Regions from separate parts of the Homo sapiens genome. Here region 1 is linked to region 2. Evidence: read pairs that join two places in POLR2A ChIA-PET (ENCODE). Cell type or tissue: B cell. All regions are shown on one strand. Each heading gives the region's core, and the rest is flanking DNA. Links, peaks and the distances in the headings are about the cores only.

Region 1 (10,837 bases), core at 2,998-7,997, 160 kb before region 2:
GATTGGGGCCGGAAGCTCCAGGTTCCAGTTTTGGCTGTGACCTTTGCCAGCTGTGTGTCCTTGGGCCTCTCGCTTTCCCTCTCTGGGCCTTAGTGTCTCTAACTATAAAATGAATAGCTTGCTTTAAATGACCTCTAAGGTATCTTGCTGTTCTGAAATTCAATGACTCCTTGACTTACAAACCCCACACTCCGCGGAGCTCATTAGCTCGCTTACCAGCAGCCCACAGAGGTGAGGAGGCTGCTGACCTTCCCTCCCACCGCCTTTGCACCAAATCTTCCCCAAGGCCCCCTGCTCCCAGTGCACAAAGCTCCTTTTGTTGCCTGGAGCCATTCGGGGCTTCACTCCAGGCTCCTGCTGAAGTGGCTGAGGTGGCCTGGTGGGGTAATAGTTTGCCTGTAACAAGAGCCCCTGCTCGCAACCCAACTGGCTCCAGTCTGGCTGCAGGCTTGGCCTCAGCATCAGACTCATCCATCAGCTGCCCCAGACCCCTCCCCCAAGCTCTGAGGGGGCGGGGAGACAGATTTGAACAGTAGAAAATGGAAACAAATACATTTATTTAACATGCTATTGGGTGTCTGTCACCTCCAAGGCTCACAAGGGCAGTAGACAAAAATACTAAGCATATGAAAGTCATCAGAATAATAATAATTCAATCCACATCCTTTCTTTTGAAAATGACCAAATCATTTTTATAACGGAGTCTTGACAGATCTGGTCATTTAACATTTGTTATTTTACAAAGAACATTTGCAGGGCATGGCTTATCTAACATTTGACAGATATTTTACCCAGCAACTTGGAATAGTATAAAGATCTACTTAGTTAGGGAGCATCTGGAATTTATTATCATTTGAGACAGGAAATCTTTTAACCATGATCCACAGTGAATTCAGCCAAGGTAAAAATGCTGGGATGTGACTTGAGAGACCTAGGATCTAGTCTCGTCTCCATCATTAACTCCTTCTGCGACCTTGAGTTAGTCACCTCTGCCCCATGGGCCTCAGTTTCCTTGTCTGCAAAATGAGAATGTTGAACTAGAGGGTCTCAAGATTTTGATTTTGCACTCTGACCCCCTCTCCTCCAGAAGTCAGGCTGAAAGGAAGGGGAGGTGGGGGTAGGGTCAGTGGAAAGGGCAATTTCAAGGTGTTCTTTGGGATGGGGGGAAGGATTTCCAGGCCTGTGGAGGAGTGTAAGGGCTTCTTTTGTGGCCTAAGGGGCTGGGAAGCCCAGGTTCTCAGTTGCTGTTTTCAAGAGTGCAAGACAGAATTAGGTCTAGGTTTAGAGAGTCAGGTCAGGTACATCTCCCTAGGTATAGCCTAGATGACCATTTTCACAGTGTAGGCCACTCCAAATCAGGAGCTGGAGAGGGCATGGGAACTTCAGGTGGAAAGACAGGTCTGAAAAGGACCTGGGAAGTGCTACTGGACACTTCCACCAGAAGGTCCTGTGGATCCTTCAAACTCAACACTAAAGATCATAATTCTTTATCATTTCTCTGGAAACCTCCTCTTTCTCCAGAATCCGCTTTCTTGGTTAAAGCAGCCCCATGCACCCAGCCACTCCAGCAAGAGTCACGGGCGTTACCTGGACTCCATTTTTCTAATTTGCTGCCATTTAGTTGTGTGCATGGGACCTCTTCATAAGGCTTCCTAAATCTACCGCCTTTTCTTGTCACTCACACTAGCATAGCCCTCCATCTGGGCCCTAGCAGCTCTGGCCTTGATGGTTGCAACCGCTACCTAACTGGTCTTCCTGCCACCATGCTCGCCCTTCCAGTTCACCCTCCATGCTGCTGCCAAAGTTCTCTCTTTAAAAGAAAAACTTAGGCATCCTCAAAAATCTTTGGTCATTTCCTACCTTTGGTCAAAGTCCAACTTCTTTGCTCTGGCATTCAAGGTCTCTCAAGCTTAGACAGCCTATCTTTCTTGCTTCCTTTCCCACCTCGTTCCTATATTTCTGAGCCCCATGGGACAACTTGCTATTTCCTAGACAGACAGTGAATTCTCATATTGGACTCTCCACTGAGTGTGTTGTTGCCAGCCCCCTTCTTGGCCTGTCAAGCCACACTCTGGCCTCCCTTTCCATCTTGTCCATAGCTATTACATTATAAAACATCACACTGTTCTGCATTGGCCTCTTTTCTTTCCTGTCTCTCCCATAGACCATGAGCTCTTGGTGTACAATGGCTATATCTGACTGACCCCTGGATTCCCAGAACTAAGCATAAGGTCTCACATAAACAATGAGTCTGCCAAGAACTGGCTTTTATTTTTGATGGCATAGCAAAAGAACTTCTGGTAATCAGACTGGTGACTTCTTCCTTTCAGCAGACTTTCTTCCCTATCATTTCAGCTCTGAACTAGCTATTACAGATCAACATAGAGCCCCACTGGCTCCAGATGACAAAACCTCTTGAGACAGGGCCTTAAGGATCCAGTGGTTCCAGCCAATGGTGCAGATCCGTGTAAAACACATTTTCACCAAACTCTTGAAATTTGGAGGTCGCCCACATCTCAAGGCAGGAAGGGCACTTAAGGACTATATTAACCCATGCTTTTGAAACTGAGTACTGAGGAGCCCTAGTGTCCCCTAGTGTCTTAGGGGACATGAAAGGAAGACAGAGTTATGGGATATCTCATTCCTGCTTCATTCAACTAAACCTATTTGACTTTTTGAAGTTTCCATGAACATTTCATTTGGAGACTGGAGTTGGCGGCATTAAAGTTTCATTTGGAGACTGTAGTTGGCTGCATTAAATGTTGGCGATCATAGCTCGAATCTGGTGTTCAATTTTCCCTTTTTTACCTTTCCTGCTACATGCCCAACTTGAGCTTTGACCAAACTCCTCAGGTATGGTGAAGCATCCTTTTTCATTCTATACTGTTAAAAGTTCTTTATATTGAGCCAGAATCTGCCTTACAACAACTTCCACCCAGTGGTCCTATTTTCACCCCTTGGAAGTAGTGTGTTCCTTCTTCCTTAAGGCCAATCTGCTGTCATTTAGAATCTCCCAAAGTCTAAGGTAGGAGAGATCTTATAGCTCATACAGTCCAATGTTCTCGTTGCAGCTGGGGAATGAAGCCCAGAGAAACTAAGTGATCTGCACAACAGCATAGAGCTAGTTGGCAGCAAAACTGAGACTAGAACCCAAGTCTCTACTCATCTATAATGCGCTCCCCAGAATCTGTCCTTTCCTAGCTCCTAAAATCGTTTCTCACAGTCCTGATCACTCTTCACTACACGTACTCCTGACTGACAGTGACCAATGGCTGAAGATCAGCAGCTGAGCTTGTGAAAGCTCCATGGCTCCCAAGCCTTGGTCTGCCTGGGGAGAAGGCAGAGACAAAGCAGAACAAACTGGTGTCAGAAGCAGAGCCGTTCCCTCACCACAGCCTGAAAGTCATTCTCCTCATCCTTCTCTTCTTTCCATAAAACTAAATTCCATTCAAACAGCGCCCCACCCCCCATGGCAGGGCAGCCAAGGGGCAGCTTTCAGAGGCCCCTTCTGACCTGTTTGCTAAAGGGTTCCTGCTGTGTGACCTTCCACATCCCAAGCCCAGAAACAGGAAGAGTTAGTTTGGTTTGCTTTTTGGGAAGAAAAATGAAAACATAGGAAGTAGGGCTCCTGAGAACAGAGGCTTCCAACTCTGTGTTCATTTGTCCCTGGAGCAGGATATTTCAGGGAATACATTCCACAGGGGAAGGGAACAGCCTCCCTTATTAAAAACAAAACACAAAACCCTTCAAGGTTTGGAAAAAGAAAAAGGCCAAAAGGAGACTTTTAAGGAGGGGAGGGGCAATTGTTTTATAATCTCCAGCCCTTCACCCCCTTGGCCACTTGGAGCTGTCATACTTTGATCTCACTACCATTATCAGCACATCTGTTGCCCAGAGATGTCCTGCTCCCTTTAACCTATGGCCCAAGAAAGAGTCCAAGTCTCCTTTCTTGTTTCCCTGAGGATGACCGAAGTAGGCTGGCACTCAGAATCTTCAATTAAAACCAAGAAAAAACAGACAGTAATTAATTACACAATGCACAAACAGCAGAACAACATTCAGGCCTTGCCAAGTACATGCTTTTTGTTTTAAGAAGCCCAGCAAAAGCAGGGAAGTGCTTTGTCAGTCCCCAAATATCTCCCAGGATAACTATTTCATCGTCCCAGATACGCTGCCATAAGTTTGCCTGGCTTTTTCCTCCCTCAGCTGTCAGTCACTGGGAGGCAGATGCCATCTTGTTTCCCTACTACTGTTGCTAGAAGGGCAATGCAACAGGTCTTTTACCAAAAACAACAACAACAACAACAAAACAACCTTCCAGAACCCCTACTGTTCTTTTCAGTTCTAGTTTCTGGGCTGAGGAACATGGTTAGTTCACAGATAGTTGCCAGGGTAAAAGTGTGGATCATTTTGGGGTGCCAAAGAAACATATAGCCCTGGAAGGAAACCAGCTCTGCCTACAATCTGGAGCTTCTACAGGTACACATGTACATGTGTCACATGTGTAGTGTGCAAACACACACATAGTCTATTTACCAAAATTTTAGTTTCATGGAATAACAAGGCCTTCACCATACAAAAACATACCATTGTCTCCCCTGAGGTTATGGGTAAGCAGAACCTCTTCCTAGAAGATGCTTCCAAGAGCATCTGCCTAGAATGGCTTGTTTTTTTCCAAAAAGATCTGGAGGCAAAATTTTCATATTAAAACAAGCATATAATTGTTGTGGAATAGCATAAAAAATTCACATGAATTACCTGGGCATGATGGCTCACACCTGTAATCCCAGCACTTTGGGAGGCCAAGGCGGGTGGATCACCTGAAGTCAGGAGTTCGAGACCAGCCTGACCAACATGGTGAAACCCCGTCTCTACTAAAAATACAAAAATTAGCTAAGTGTGGTGGTGGGTGCCTGTAATCCCAGCTACTCGGGAGGCTGAGGCGGGAGAATCGCTTGAACACAGAGGCGGAGGTTGCAGTGAGCCGAGATCGCACCATTGCCCTGCAGCCTGGGCGACAAGAGCAAAACTCCGTCTCAAAAAAAAAAAAAAAAAAAAATTCACATGAATTCATAAGATAAAAGTGGAGACTTGAAAAAAAATTCTCACTTGTGGTTGGCTGTGTGAGATTCTCCTCCAGCTCCTCGGGCCTCTGTGGGGAATAAATTCTTTCTGTTCATTGGAGGTACTTTGGGGATGCAAAAGTCTGAGAGCCACAAAGTAAAACAGTAGGCTCCTTGAGGGTAGAAACGTCTCATTTTTCTCTGTATCCTCACATCTGAAACAGAGCCAGCCACAGAGTGCTTGGGAACTATTTGCTCCATTCATGCATCCATCCATCCATCCATTCATCTATCTATCCATCCTTACCAAGAAACAAGCAAAAAAGGTAGCCTTAGAGTGGTGGAAAGAATACAGTTTCTGGAAAATTCATAAACCTCTGGGTCTGAATTCTGACTCTGTCACTTATTAGCCTCAGTTTTCATCACGTCTCTAAGCCTCAGTTTTCTCAGGTTTTTTTTTTTGTTGTTGTTGTTGTTGTTTTGAGATGGAGTCTTGCTCTGTTGCCCAGGCTGGAGTGCAGTGGTGCAATCTTGGCTCCCTGCAACCTCCACCTCCTGGGTTTAGTTGATTCTCCCACCTTAGCCTCCCAAGTAGCTGGGATTACAGGCACGCACCACCATGCCCGGCTAATTTTTGTATTTTTTTTTTTTTTTTGAGATGGAGTTTCGCTCTTGTTGCCCAGGCTGGAGTGCAATGATGAGATCTCGGCTCACTGCAACCTCCGCCTCCCGGGTTCAAGCGATTCTCCTGCCTCAGCCTCCCCGAGTAGCTAGGATTACACACATGCACCACCATGCCTGGCTAATTTTTGTATTTTTAGTTGAGACGGGGTTTCACCATGTTGGCCAGGCTGATCTCGAACTCTTGACCTCAGGTGATCCGCCTGCCTCGGCCTCCCAAAGCGCTGGGATTACAGGCGTGAGGCACTGCTCCCAGCCTAATTTTTGTATTTTTAGTAGAGACAGCGTTTTGCCATGTTGGCCAGGCTGGTCTCGAACTCCTGACCTCAGGTGATCCACCCGTCTCAGCTTCCCAAAGTGCTTGGATTGCAGGGATGAGCCACCATGCCTTGCCCTAGTTTTCTCAGTTTTAAAATAAGAATCCAAATACCCAACTCCTGAGTTGATGTGGGACCTTAAGTGTGATAATGGGAGTGGGAGTGCTCTATAAGATCCCAGACAATACAGAAATTATAGTTATTTCATGACTATCAAATTACCACCATGACTAGCCCAGACAGTAGTGGGGTGGGGGGAGGGGAAGATGTTTTCTCCAGCCAGAAGTCTGATTTGAGAATAAGAAAGCAGGAGCTGAGACCTCAGGAATGAGCCCCCGGGCCTCTGGGATGGAGAGGGCAGATGTTGAATCCTAGCTCCAGCTCCACCTCCACTCCAGGAAGGCAGTACGCAGGCCAGAGGGGAACTTGGGGTGGAGTGATGGAAGGATCAGATGTGCCTCATACACTTCAGGTCTCCAAAGACCAGATGTGCTTTCCTTCTCACGTCTGCCAATAAGCCCCTTTGAGGCCCGGTTTGCAGCAAGGGTCATTCATCACTGGGGCTGAAATACAACCAGGCATAGTGTGTTGACTTGGCTGCTAACAGACTCTGCCTCCTTGGGTAAGTCCTTTTTCCTCTCTGGGCCCCAATTTCCCTATCATTAAAATGAAAGGATTGGATCGGGTTGTCCCTCAGGTCCTTTGAGCTCCTACACGCTGTATTTAAGACTTTTTTGGGCCTTGATTTTCTAAAAATGTGAACAATGTGATTTGCCAAAAATATAATTGGTCTGATCATCTGATAGTTGGACACTGAATCATGGATGGGTGAAAAAGTTCAAAGCAATTGTGGGGCAGGAGACGGGCCTGGCTGGGGCCCTCTTCTGTTTTTAAGTCTGCTGGTTCCTGTGGCTCCTTCTGTACGTGTCTGTGTCTGGCCAAACTGGCCCGGCTCGCCTGAAAATCTCAGAGCAAGCCAAGGTTGTAGCCCAGGTAGATGGCTTGTGGATACAGCAGGTGTTTCCCAAGCCCTGGGATCCGGCTCAGGTACCTCACAAGATAAAATGAGGAAAGGAAAGAAAACAGGAAATCCTACCCACTATATGCAACTAATTGTTTAGGAAGAATTCCTTCTAGGCAAGCCCGTTGTCTCAGAAGTCAGCAACAGCTGCTGGGTTGGAATGGCTAACTTGTGCAATCTCTGAGATTCTTAGGCTCCCCCCAAACCCCGTCTCAACCTGTTTAGCCCTCTGCCATTCTCTGAAGCTCAGCTCAAATACTGTTCCCTCCCACTTTCAAATCCCCATCATACTGTATATCTGTCTTATAGCATGAATCATGCCTTGTGTTTTGAGCTATTTCCTTTCACCTATGGATTAAAAATAAAATACATGTTCTGAGTGAAAATTCCAACCTATAATCTTTCACTCTCACTTTCCAGAGTTAGCCGCTCTGAAAAGGTTGTTGTTTTTTGTTTGTTTGTTTGTTTGTTTTATTTGTTTTTCCTTTCCAGAAATCTTCTATTGCCAAAGCTATTGAAAATGTGAGGTTGGGCTTGGTGACTTATGCCTGTAATCCCAGCAATTTGGGAGGCCAAGGTGGGAGGATCATTTGTGTCCAGGAGTTTGAGACCAGCCTGGGCAACATAGGGAGACCCCGCCCCTACCAAAAAAAAAAAAATTAGCCAGGTGTGGTGGTACATGCCTGTAGTCCCAGGTACTCAGGAAGCTGAGGTGGGAGGATGGCTTGAGCCTGGGAGGTTGAGGCTGCAGTGGGCCGTGATCGTGGCACTGCACTCCAGCCTGGGTGACAGAGTGAGACCCTGTCTCAAAAAAATTAAAAAAAAAAGTTTTGAACAGAGCGTTGGCTCTGGAGTCTAAGCACTTAGATTTAAGTCTCAGCTCTCTGCTTGTTGGTCAGATCAGCTTCAGCAAATTCTATCACCCCTTTGACCCTCAGTTGTCTGCTCTGTAAATGGGATAGACATGTCCTCTTCTCCTGTCTCACAGGGTTGGTGTAAGGGCCAAATAAGAAAAGAGATTGAAAGCACCTTGGAAACTGTAAGGGGGGCCCTATTTATCTCCATGCTTGTCACTGCAACTTGACTGTAAGCATCTTTGAAACAGAAACTTGGCCCCTCGAGGGCTGTGTCCCCATTGCCTCTTGTTCCAGTTTGTCCAGAATGGGAAGGTGGTGATGCCGGGGGTATGGAACTGAATCCCCAGAGTCGTGCTACACCTGGAGATGCTGATGCTCTGCTCCTGCCCTGGTTCTGGGTACACAGCTACTTGACCTTCCTTTGAAGCCAAACCCAGCTGAGAGGACCATTTTTCTAAAGTTACTTGGCTTGCAAAATGCTGCTCCTCCACCAAGTGGGCACTGGCCCAGCCTCACTGCCCCAGTGTGCTTTCATTACTTTGAAAATTCTGCAACTCTTGTTTCACCCCCTCTACCTCCTTCAGCTCCTAGTTCCTCAGATTCTGGCTCCAAGTAATGATTTCAAAGTTCCCCATGCCCCCCACCCACCCCCCCAATGTATGATACATATATATAGAGAGAGAGGAAGTAGAAAGATGTGGCCAAGAAAATTCAATTTTCTGAATGGATCAGATGTAAAACTGTTGGAAATTACAGCTAGAAAGCTCTGCAGATAGCATTTAGTCCAACCTGCATCACTCCCCTTCAACCTTTGACAGAAGGGAAACTGAGACCCAGAAAAGGGAAGGGACTTATGCAGGGAATTTGCGGCTCTGACCTCCAAGTAAAGGTGGGAAGGGGCGAGACTCTGCAATTTACCAATGCACCGCTGAAAGGGTTAAAGTCAAGGAAACTAGCCTGGGGAAGGTGGGTGGGGTCAAAGAAGAGATGAGTGTGGCCAGAGAAGGGAGGATCAATCAGGAGAAACAGTCAGGACCAGCTGCAAAATTCCCCTGGAAAGTGGAAATAGAAGAAATATGAGGGTTGTGGTTTAGCAAGTTATTATGAGCCTTGCTGGGCAAAGAGAGGGAAGAGAGAGGAAGAGAAAAGTAGAGGGGGCCCAAAGAGGAGTAAAAAGGGAAGGAGGAAGGCCAAACCAGACGAATGGAGGAGTTTGAGAGTGATAGGGTCAGTGAGTGCTTAAACACAGCAAATCAGTAGAGTCCTGTCCCATGTGGGGCATCCAGCTACCTTATAAGTTACCACTAGCTCTGCTGCCTGGTTTCTTCTTCTAGGCTCTGAGCACATGAGCCAGTCCTTACTTTCTTAGCAAACTCAGCCCTTTTCCACTGTCCACTGTTTGGAGAGGCAGTTCCAGACTGTAGGCTTTTTACTTCAGTAGAGTTGGCACACCAACACAAGGGCACTGTGCAGCCTGGCCTGGCTGCCAGAGCAGGCTCTAGATCCCCCACTCCACAGTCATGATCTGATTTTAGTCACACAGTCATACTATGAGTTGAACTCAGCCCATTTTACAGATGAGAGGTGCAATAATTTTCAAATGAAAACAACAACAATAAGAATAAACCTAAGTATATACTGGGAAACAATACACGTACTGATTAAGAATGAGAGTGCTGGAGACAAACGGCCTGTATTCAGATCCCCATTTTGCCCCTCATTAGTTGTGTGATCTTGGACAGGTTGCCAAATTTCTCTGTGCAGGTTTGGAAGGATCAAATGAGTTGATCCAAGTATACAACCTTTGAACAATGCCTGGCACATAGTCGGTGCTCAATAAATGGCGACTATTCTTGCCATTGTCATTAGTATGTGCCAGATGCTGTTTTAAGTGTTTTATCTGTATTATGTCATGCAATCATCACTCACAAGGTAACTGAGGCTCAAGTGCAAGAAGAATATATCTGGTTCATTGGCTTTTAAAACTTCGTTAGATGCAGACTTCTACCCCCCAAAATTGAATCCTATGTGACACCCCAATATATAAAACAAAACAAATAAAAACAGCATGGCTCTGATTGAAGCAAGGTGGGGTAGGGGTGGGACTTGGAGACTCCTGGCTCAGTGTTCCCTGTTCTCCCCTCCCCCAGCCTCCCTATGATAGGCTTTGAGGCTCTTCCCCACCCACTGATCTAGTCCATCTAAACTTTTTATGCTCAGATAAAGACATTGTAACTCTGAGAGAGCAAATAACATGCCCAAGGTTAAACAACAAGTCAAAGGCAGAGTGGGGTACCAGGCATGAAGGGACAATCACTTGGTCAAAGAGAACAGCCCCCTTGGTTAAACTAGAACACAGAACATCCCAAGCTTGGGCAAAGAAGAGCTAGGAAAGGAGAGTGAGCAGGAGGGAAGGGGGATCCCCGATGTGAGCAGCCCCACTGACTATTCATATGCTGCTGGGGCCATGCAGACGTCAAGATGAGACAAAGCCCTATCCACATGGGGCCTCTCATTGCACAGGGTTTGGGGTTCTGTTGTGACAAGGGATGTAGCCTCCTCTCTCTTAGGTGTCTGTTCTGTGGGATGCAGCTGACTGGGGCCAAATCCCACCATCTAGGCCTTCCGATTGGGCTCCTGGCCTGAGCTGGCATTACCACAACTCCCCTTCTCCTCCAGGGTTCTGGGATGGCAGCTTGACTTCCAACCCATTGTTGTTGGGGTGGGGGAGGTAAGAGGGGTAGACTTGACGCTCCGCCCTTTTCACAGCTTCCATGTATGTGCACCCCTATCTGTTCAAGGCATGCCACTGCCAACACTGTTTATCTAAGAAACTGTGCGTCGCCAACTTTTGTCTCTAGGACTTTGGCATGGGTTACCTGGGGACACCGCCCTGAG
Region 2 (7,831 bases), core at 1,425-6,424:
CCACTCGGGCTTCTCCCATTTTCATTTCTCTTTCTTCCCTGTTTTCCTCCCTGGCTTTTTGCTTTGCTGTCTCTTTTTGCCCCCCGCCCCTCCTTTCTCCCTGCCGGAGCGGTAGAAAGGCGGGCGCTGCTCCCAGGCTCACAAAGGCAGCGGGTGGAGAGGGGCGGAGTGGGAGAGTGGTCGTTGGGTAGTGGGGGTTCGAACCAGTGCCCGTCAGGGGTCCAATGGAGCCGGTAACAGAGCTTCAAGGGCCCGCCAGGGCGGAGAGTGGCGGCCGAGCTGTTGAGGGAGGTGGGTGGAGAAGGAGCGATTCCTGCCCAGGCAGGTCCCCTTGGCCCCCGAGTCTGTCCCCCAGATTGGGAAGCTGTGCTTAGTTTTCCCCAAGGGGTTGGGGCGGGGAGTGGGCAGCTATATAAAGGACATCCTTTCTTTTCTTTCTTCTCCTTCCTCTGCACAACTACCCCACCACCACCACACACACAACCCCTCCAAACAACACGCACACCTTTCAGGGCGGTGGCTCAGTGGTTTCTGGGCTTTTAGTGGGAAGTCGCTGGGGCTGTTGTAGTGACCTCTGGACCTTCTCTTTTGGCATCCAGGACTCAGGTTGGAACCAAGGGTCAAAATTGCCCTTCCTCTCAATTTTCTGGAGGTCCCAGCAATGTGCGAACAACCCCACTTAGCAGGAAACTGGGGAGCTTTGACCTGCTCCATCCGTGATCACTGATTCCTGTATCTCAAATTTCTTCCTGTCCACTCTTGCTGCCCCACGCCGCCTCCCCCCCAGCCCCGCCCTGCCCCGGGTAACTTCCCAGGCTCCTGCCTACCTTGGCCTCTTGGGTCCCAGGGACGTTTGATCTCTCAGCCCTGGAGTAGGAGAAGGCAGCTTTAGTTTTCTTCTCCTCGATTAAGGTAGAGTCCTATTACTGGTTGGTGGGATGGCTAAACCAGGGTTGGGGTGGAGGGCTCTCCCTGGGTACAAGGAAAGGGATTGGCAAGAATTTCTTTCCTACCCAGAAGCCAAACGGGGTACAACACTCTCCTAACAGCAGGGGCTCAAAATGCTCTGGGAGCTCTGGGCTGCTTGAGCCCAGGGGGGAACGTTGTGAAGTGCTCAGTGGTTGTGAAGTGCTCAGTGGTTGTGAAGTGCTCAGTTACCCTGGTAAGGGTGGAGGCTGGAAATGTTCTGTCTTGAGCCAGGAGAGTTGAAATCCGCCTGGGGTAGCCCATCATAGGGGCTCATGGGAGTGACCTAATTGCTCTCTCGGGTCTCTAACCAGAGATAGCATGCAGCTCCACAGCTGGAAAGGAGCCCTCCTGCAGAGTTGGGGGTGCTGGAAGAAACACGATCTGTCTGTGCTTCCCCCTTTTTGTGCTCAGAGACTTTAGTGCTCTGGACTGGCTTACAGGTTTTGGGGGGTGGTATCCTCTCTGACCCCCCTCCTCATCTACCTCAAGCTGAGGGCAGGCATTGTGGGGTGAGGATGGGGGGTGGCTGAAGACTCTCTAGAAACTGTCCGAATTCCATTCTGTAATTGGGTAGATCCTGGGAAGGATCAGAGACTGATCCTGGTGCACCCTCCTTCCATCCAGGCTCAGGGGTCTGGAATGCAGCCACTGTCTACATGTGTTGGCTCGGGGTGGTGGGGGCAAATGGACAGGAAGGAGGCACTGCCCTCAGCTCTCCTTGAGCTTTGGGGGCTGCTTCTGCCACCGCGCCCAACCCTCAGGCTGCCACAGCCTTTCAAATAAACAGTCCCTCTCTGTCTCCCTCCCTCTCTGCCTCCTGCCCGAGTTCTCCTCTCAGGCCCGTGTCAGTTCGCCCTCTCATACCCTCCGCGAGCAGCGCTCACTTCCCCTCTCCAGCTAGGCTCGCCTGCTCTGCCTTGCTCTCACACTCCCTCTCACTCTTAGTCACTCTCTGCCTCTTTTTCTCAAGTCCTTTTGTTTCTCGCACATGCCCGTGCTCTCCCTCTCAGGCTCATTTTCTCTCTTCCTTCCCCTCTTCCTCTCCTGGCTTTTGGTCTCTCTCCTCAGCCCTGTCAGAAGCTGGCAACCCCCCTCCCAAAAAAGAAAATCTCCCAGTGCCTATAAACCCTGCTTAATTGCTTCCTTCTTGGGAAAAAAAAAATCAAAATAAAAGAAGTGGTGGGGCTGGGGGTCCGCTTCCAGGTTCCAAGGTGCGTGCGGCCCGGCCCCAGCCCTGACTGAGAGGGGAAGCGGGAATGGCTGGCCCAAGACTCCCAAGCCTCTTTCCCAAATTGGTGCTGGGGCCTTCTGGGATGCTAGTCCCTGAGTGGCAGGAGCTTCTGCCTCCTTGGCCCCTCCTGTCAGATTTGCCCCATGAGCGCAAGGTGGGGGGATGGGTTTGGTCCTGCTAGAGTTTTTTTTAGGAACCTCTGTGTGTGCGTGTGTGTGTGTGTGTGTGTGTGTGTGTGTCTGAGTTGGGGGGCTGTTATCTAAATGGTCCTAGGCGACCCCTCCCGCAGCCTCTTCCCCTGGGAACTTGGGGCAGCCGGCAGGCCTCACACTTGAGTCCTCAGCCAAGTCCAGCTGCTGCAGTTCAGTCTCTCAGTCCCGTCCTGACCCCTTCCTGCCCCCCACTCAGGTTCCCCCACCTCCAGGGAGTCAGAATGTGCCTGAGATCACATTACAAACATTCCCTACAAGGGGGTGGGGGTGGGGGGGTTCAGCTTGGCATCCAGGACCCTTGACTCCAGCATGGGTGGGGGCAGCTGCAGACCCCAACCCATGCTTGCCTGCTCCAAGCCAAAGTGTTGGCCCCAGCCCCACACAGCTGTTCTAGCTCACAGTCCTGGGGAGGCCAGCTCAGGGGGCCCTTTTCCGGGGTGGTTAGGGACCTGACCTCTTCTACTTTGTGGCTGATTGGCCACAGGTGGGAGCCTGAGAGTGATGGGAATCCAGCAGCTCCTAAAGTCCCCTGTTCCCCTGCCTCCCCTCTCCCACATAGGGCAGCCAGGCAAGGGCAAGAAGGACCTGTGAGGCTGGGGTGGGGACTGAATCAAGGGTTCCCTTTCTTCCCTTGGGCTCTCTGTTGTCTCATCCGCTCAGGTGAATGGGGATGCGTGGGCCCTGGATACTATGGTGCATCACTGTTTTCTGGGGTTAGGGACTAAAGGAGATAGAGTGGGCCAGCCAGGAGGCTGCTAGTTGCCATGGGAACACCAGGTTTGGGGGAGAGTCCACTCTGTGACTATTAGAGGAGCTGAGATACGGGGGTGCTCACCAGCCACATTCTGGGTTCCTTACCCCGCAGACCATAGCAGCCCCTCTTGGGCGTGTTTCACGATCATTGTTTTGGGTCAGGGTGCTAGCAGCCAGGAATGTAAGCTCCTTCAGCTTTTTACTTCTAAATAATGCTGTGTTTGGCATGCTAACTAATAGGCAGGCGGCACCTTGCTACTTACAATGCATTCTCATATATGATCTCATCGAATGCTCCCAACAACCCTGGGAAGTAGGTATTGGTCCCATTTTCCAGATAAGAAGGCATATGCCCGGACAAGGGAAGTGACTTGTCTAAGGCCAGTCAATGACTTGCCTATGGGGGCAGAGCTGTGTTGTGTGCCATTCATTCCTGCTGCCTTGAAATGTAGGAGAGACAGGAATTCAAGGTGGGGTTTGGGAAGAGGCCCTGGCTCCCTGCCCCTGAGTTCCCCTCTTACCTCGCAGGTGTGCAAGCATCTGTCCCTGTGACTCAGGCCCTGTCTGTGTGGGGTGAGCAGTGCTCCAACTTCCTCATTTGACTTTTCTAGGCCTACCTTCCAGGGCTGACTGCTTGGGTGACCTGAACTAAAGGCAGCCAACTCACTGCCTGGCACACTCCCTGCGGAGCTCTGAGTGGCACCTTTGGTTCCTCTCTGAGCTAAGAATCTCTCTTCTCAGGGACCCCACAGAAAGCAGACATCGACATCGAGGAGGGGGGGTATTAAATTCATAATGGACACGAGCCTTAGCCAGGTGGGGCAGAGGGAAGGGCATAGTTCAGTGTAGATGGGGAGGGTGACTTCCTCCAGGACTCTCCTGGCTTCCCTGCCTCTGACAGAGCTGTGTGTGCCAGGACCCAGCTGCTGTTCCTGCCCACCCACGCCTGGGCGGGCACTGCTGGGACATGCCAGGCCTGCTCCTGCCAGCCTCGGGGGCTGGGTGGAGCTGGGGGAGTTAAAGAGGAGCCTTTAATTTGGGGGCTCCCCACCCTAGCTGGGATGAGAACAGACTTGAGCTCTGGCTTGGGGTCTGTCCTCCATTGGTCTTGCCACCCTGGGAGGTGCAGGTGCAGTGGTCGTGGGGTCACTGAATCGAGGTTGAGGCTAGAGGCTTCTACCAGACTTGGGCTTGCATGGCCTAGAACCAGGCTCCCCCTTTGGTCATTCTCTGACCACAAGTTGCTAGAGCCTGAGAGCAGGGTGACAGGGAAAGAAGTATAGACCTGGTGGGATGTGGGCAGCTTTCTGGGCAAGACCCTCCTAGCTGCAAGCTCTCCCTGCCCCCTGTAAATTGTATTCACATGGGTGGAGAAGGGCTTATCCGGAGAAAACAAGGAGGGGGCTGTTGGTTAGTTGGTTTCTGGCCAGTCCAGGGCCTTGGAGGCTACTGTCCCCAACCCCTTCAGGCTTTTCATATCCCAGGATTCTTTGTGGCAGTGATGGCATCGTGGTGCTTCTAAGCTAGGTAGAAAGGCTGAAGGTAGAACTTGGGTTAGGGTAGAGGGGGAAGAGCTGGAATAGCTTAGGCCGCCTCCCCCAAGTCCTTTTACTCCCTGGGGTGGCGCCCTGGGGTCCCAGGGCTATCTGAGGCTGGAGAGGGAAGGCCTCAGGGGTTACCATGGTGACCTGCTTCAGGCTTCCTGCTGAGCCATGTCAATCCCTTTATTTTTCAGAAAAGGGCTTTGTCTGGGGGTGGCCCCAGACAGAAAAGCTTGGCTTGGTCCTAGGGTGGGGGGAAGTAAGGTGGAGGATAAAGAGTTTCACTTCGGGATATCTCTTCCTCCTCTTCCCTTACTCCTACTCCTAATCTGGTAAGAGGGGAGAACTGTAGGGTCCCCCTTTAAAGTATGACTAGTGTTCTACCTAGCTTTGGCCTTCACTCTCACTGGCTATACACCCATCCCTTATGGCCCGTTACCACTCTCTTGAGCTTCTGACAGGTCAAGACGAGGTTTGCCCAGTGGTCGGGAAGATGCTAAGGTTACCAGTATGGGGGATCAGGGTCAGGGAAGGCGGGTCTCATCAGGCTCCGCTCCCTTCTGCACTTCAGGGGAAGGTGAGTTTCCCTCTGCCAGCTGCCATGCAAATGAACTAATGAATATTTATGAAGTCTGTTCACTGAGGTTGAAGAGACTCTGAGGGGTTTTGGGGGCAATAGTTCTCTCTTCTCCCCCCTCCTCCATCATGTAGACATCTGTTTCCTCAATGCCTCTGGCTTCAAGGTAGAACCCCAATTAGCTAGAAGCCCTGTTCCAATTCCAGGGCTCTGGAACCTGGGTGGCAATGGGAGACTGCACTTGGGGTAGACAGGACTCCCTGGTGAGTAAGCCAGAACCGAGTGGTTAGAAAGCTGAGCTGGCCTGTCTCCCTTTCCGTGCCCTCTATGTAGCTGCATATATATGTGTTGTTAAGATGCAACAGTACAAGGATTCAGGTAATGTTTTAGGGCCTCTTAGACCCATCGGGTTATTGTCCTGGGTAGGTTTAGACCCCTCTTTTCAATGGGAACATTCATCTGATCATTCATTCCCTCACATGAAGGGCCTGGACTCTAAGGTTCCTGCTGGCTCTAAGATGTGAGCAGTTGTCTAATCCTGCCATCTGGATGGAACCGTTGTGAGCACTGGAAAGGGAAAAAATGCCTGGAGAATTCTAGAGGCTTTGGGGAAACTTGTTGGCTTTGTATGGTGCATGGGACAGGGGTATTCCATCTGAAATGTTTATCCAGGCTTCCATCCCATGCCTACTTCCTTTCTGGGCCCTCTATAGTTAGGTACCAGTGGGGAGGCCATCTCATTCTGGCTTTTACCCTCCTGCACATCAAGATGGCAGCTCCCAATTTGGTGGAGCCTCACTCGACATGGAGGAAAGGCTGCTTTTCTTCGTCCACTTCATCCATGTGGTCAGTTTCCCTCTTCGCCTACTTGGGTATCATTTCCCTCCCTCAGATGAGGACACAGGTTTGGCATTGCAAAGGCATTTGCCCAGAGTTCCCAGTAGGCCGGTATTGCTTGTAGTACCTTTGGTGTAATGGGCCCTCAGGAAATGGAACCACTCTTTTCTCAGATGATTGTGGTAGCCTGTGAACTGGTGCATGACACTGTCAGCTTCATTCTCTTTAAGCACTGCCTGAAGCCTTCCATTGTCCTTCCTGCTCTGAGAGCCTGTCTCCAATGGGATGAAACCCACCCTGCTTGCTGTGACCCTTGAAGCCTTTCAGTCTGGCCCCAGGTGAACTTTTCACCTCTTCTTCTGTTTCTCTCTTCTCACTCCCAGCCAAGCTGGACCAATCACTGGCCTGGGCTTTGTGTTGTAGCCACTGCTGTCTACTGTCTCAGTGTGTTGACTTCTTATTCCTCACCTAAGACCCACTTTCATCCTGCCTTTCCTGTGGATACATCTCTGACCATCCTGGTCAGATGAGCTATCTCTTTCTTCTCCCTGCCTCCAGCCCTTGCTGCTTGAATCATCATCCTCACACATACCTACAGATAGCCTGGTGTTGTCTATCACTCGAGTATGGGTTATTTACTTTTCTGACCCAAACTGGACAGTAAAGTCCTTGACGATGGAGCCATATCTTCTCTTCCTGTTTCCCCTCCAAAATATGAGAGTGAGCTCATAGGTACTTAGTGTTAGTATCTGACCTCCTGCCTCTTGGGAGACTGCTTCTAAGAGGCAGTCAAACATGTTGAACGCCTATTGTGTGCTAGGTGTTCTCCATGTGCTGCCTTGTCTCCCCACCACAATATTGGAAGGTAGGGGCTCTTGCCACCCCCACTTTACAAGAGAAGAAACTGAAGCTCAGAACAGGCAGCTCATCCAAGGTCACAGAGTTAGTAAGGGCCTAGCTTTGGAATCTGATTCTAAAGTCTGTGTTCTTTCTCCTACATGGTTCTGCCTTGCTCTCAGCACCAGCCCATCCAGTCTCAGAAATGGCCAATGGAGCACCATTTTCTTTCTGTGTGCTTAGGCAAGGACAGAGTCCTATGGATAGGTGGTCCTGGGCTGCTGACCCTCCCTGCTGTCCCCCAGTGCCTGGCCTTCTGGATTAGAATATGAACCTGGCTCAAAAGGCATTTGTCCATCTCCTCTCAGGAGCTGGAGTAGGAGCAACATAGAGGTGACAGGTTAGGATACAGATGAGGCCCTATCTTCTATGATCTGTTGTCTCTGGTTGAGCCCCTTCTCTTCTCCTCTGTTCTTTTTAAGAATGAGATGAATCAAGTTTAGGAATTCAGGCTCTTGCATTTTGAGGGTGGGATGAATTGCCAGTAGGACAATAGGCAGTGGGAGTGAGCAGAGCTGCACCTGGCCAGAGACTGTGGCCATCATCCCTTTGCTCCAGGCGATGCCTGTTCCTATCTTTCCATCATGACCAAGATTAGTAAGGATGGGGGAGAAGACATGGGTCCCAGACAGATTGAGCTCCCCCAGCCTTTGGCTGGGAGCTGCGGGGAGTGGTGACTAAGACATGTGTGGGCTTGCTGTGTGTGTGTGTATGTGTGTGTGTGTGTGTGTGTGTGTGTGTGTGTGTGTGTGTGCGCGCGCGCGCGCGCACGTGTGTATGGGTATAGGAGAGGTAGTAGCAGCGGTCATGAAGG

What was found. Peaks named below come from ENCODE experiments on the same cell type or tissue, not always from the same donor. Only the 100,000 strongest peaks of a DNase experiment are listed, where the experiment ranks them.
Region 1: POLR2A ChIA-PET joins it to region 2 with 7 read pairs; 3 of 35 experiments call an interaction of 5 or more read pairs at or near these places.

Annotation. Positions count from the first base shown.
Region 1 is chrX:68,669,256-68,680,092 of GRCh38, forward strand. The region is part of intron 2 of STARD8 (StAR related lipid transfer domain containing 8); the gene reads left to right. Among named protein-coding and RNA genes, the nearest start is that of STARD8, 27 kb to the left of the region's middle. RefSeq lists a silencer at 10,659-10,835. In B cell, for the core only: no CTCF peak of the experiment used is centred there; no DNase peak of the experiment used is centred there.
Region 2 is chrX:68,830,403-68,838,233 of GRCh38, forward strand. All of the region lies in intron 1 of EFNB1 (ephrin B1), which reads left to right. Among named protein-coding and RNA genes, the nearest start is that of EFNB1, 5.3 kb to the left of the region's middle. In B cell, for the core only: no CTCF peak of the experiment used is centred there; a DNase peak (open chromatin) is centred at 3,749.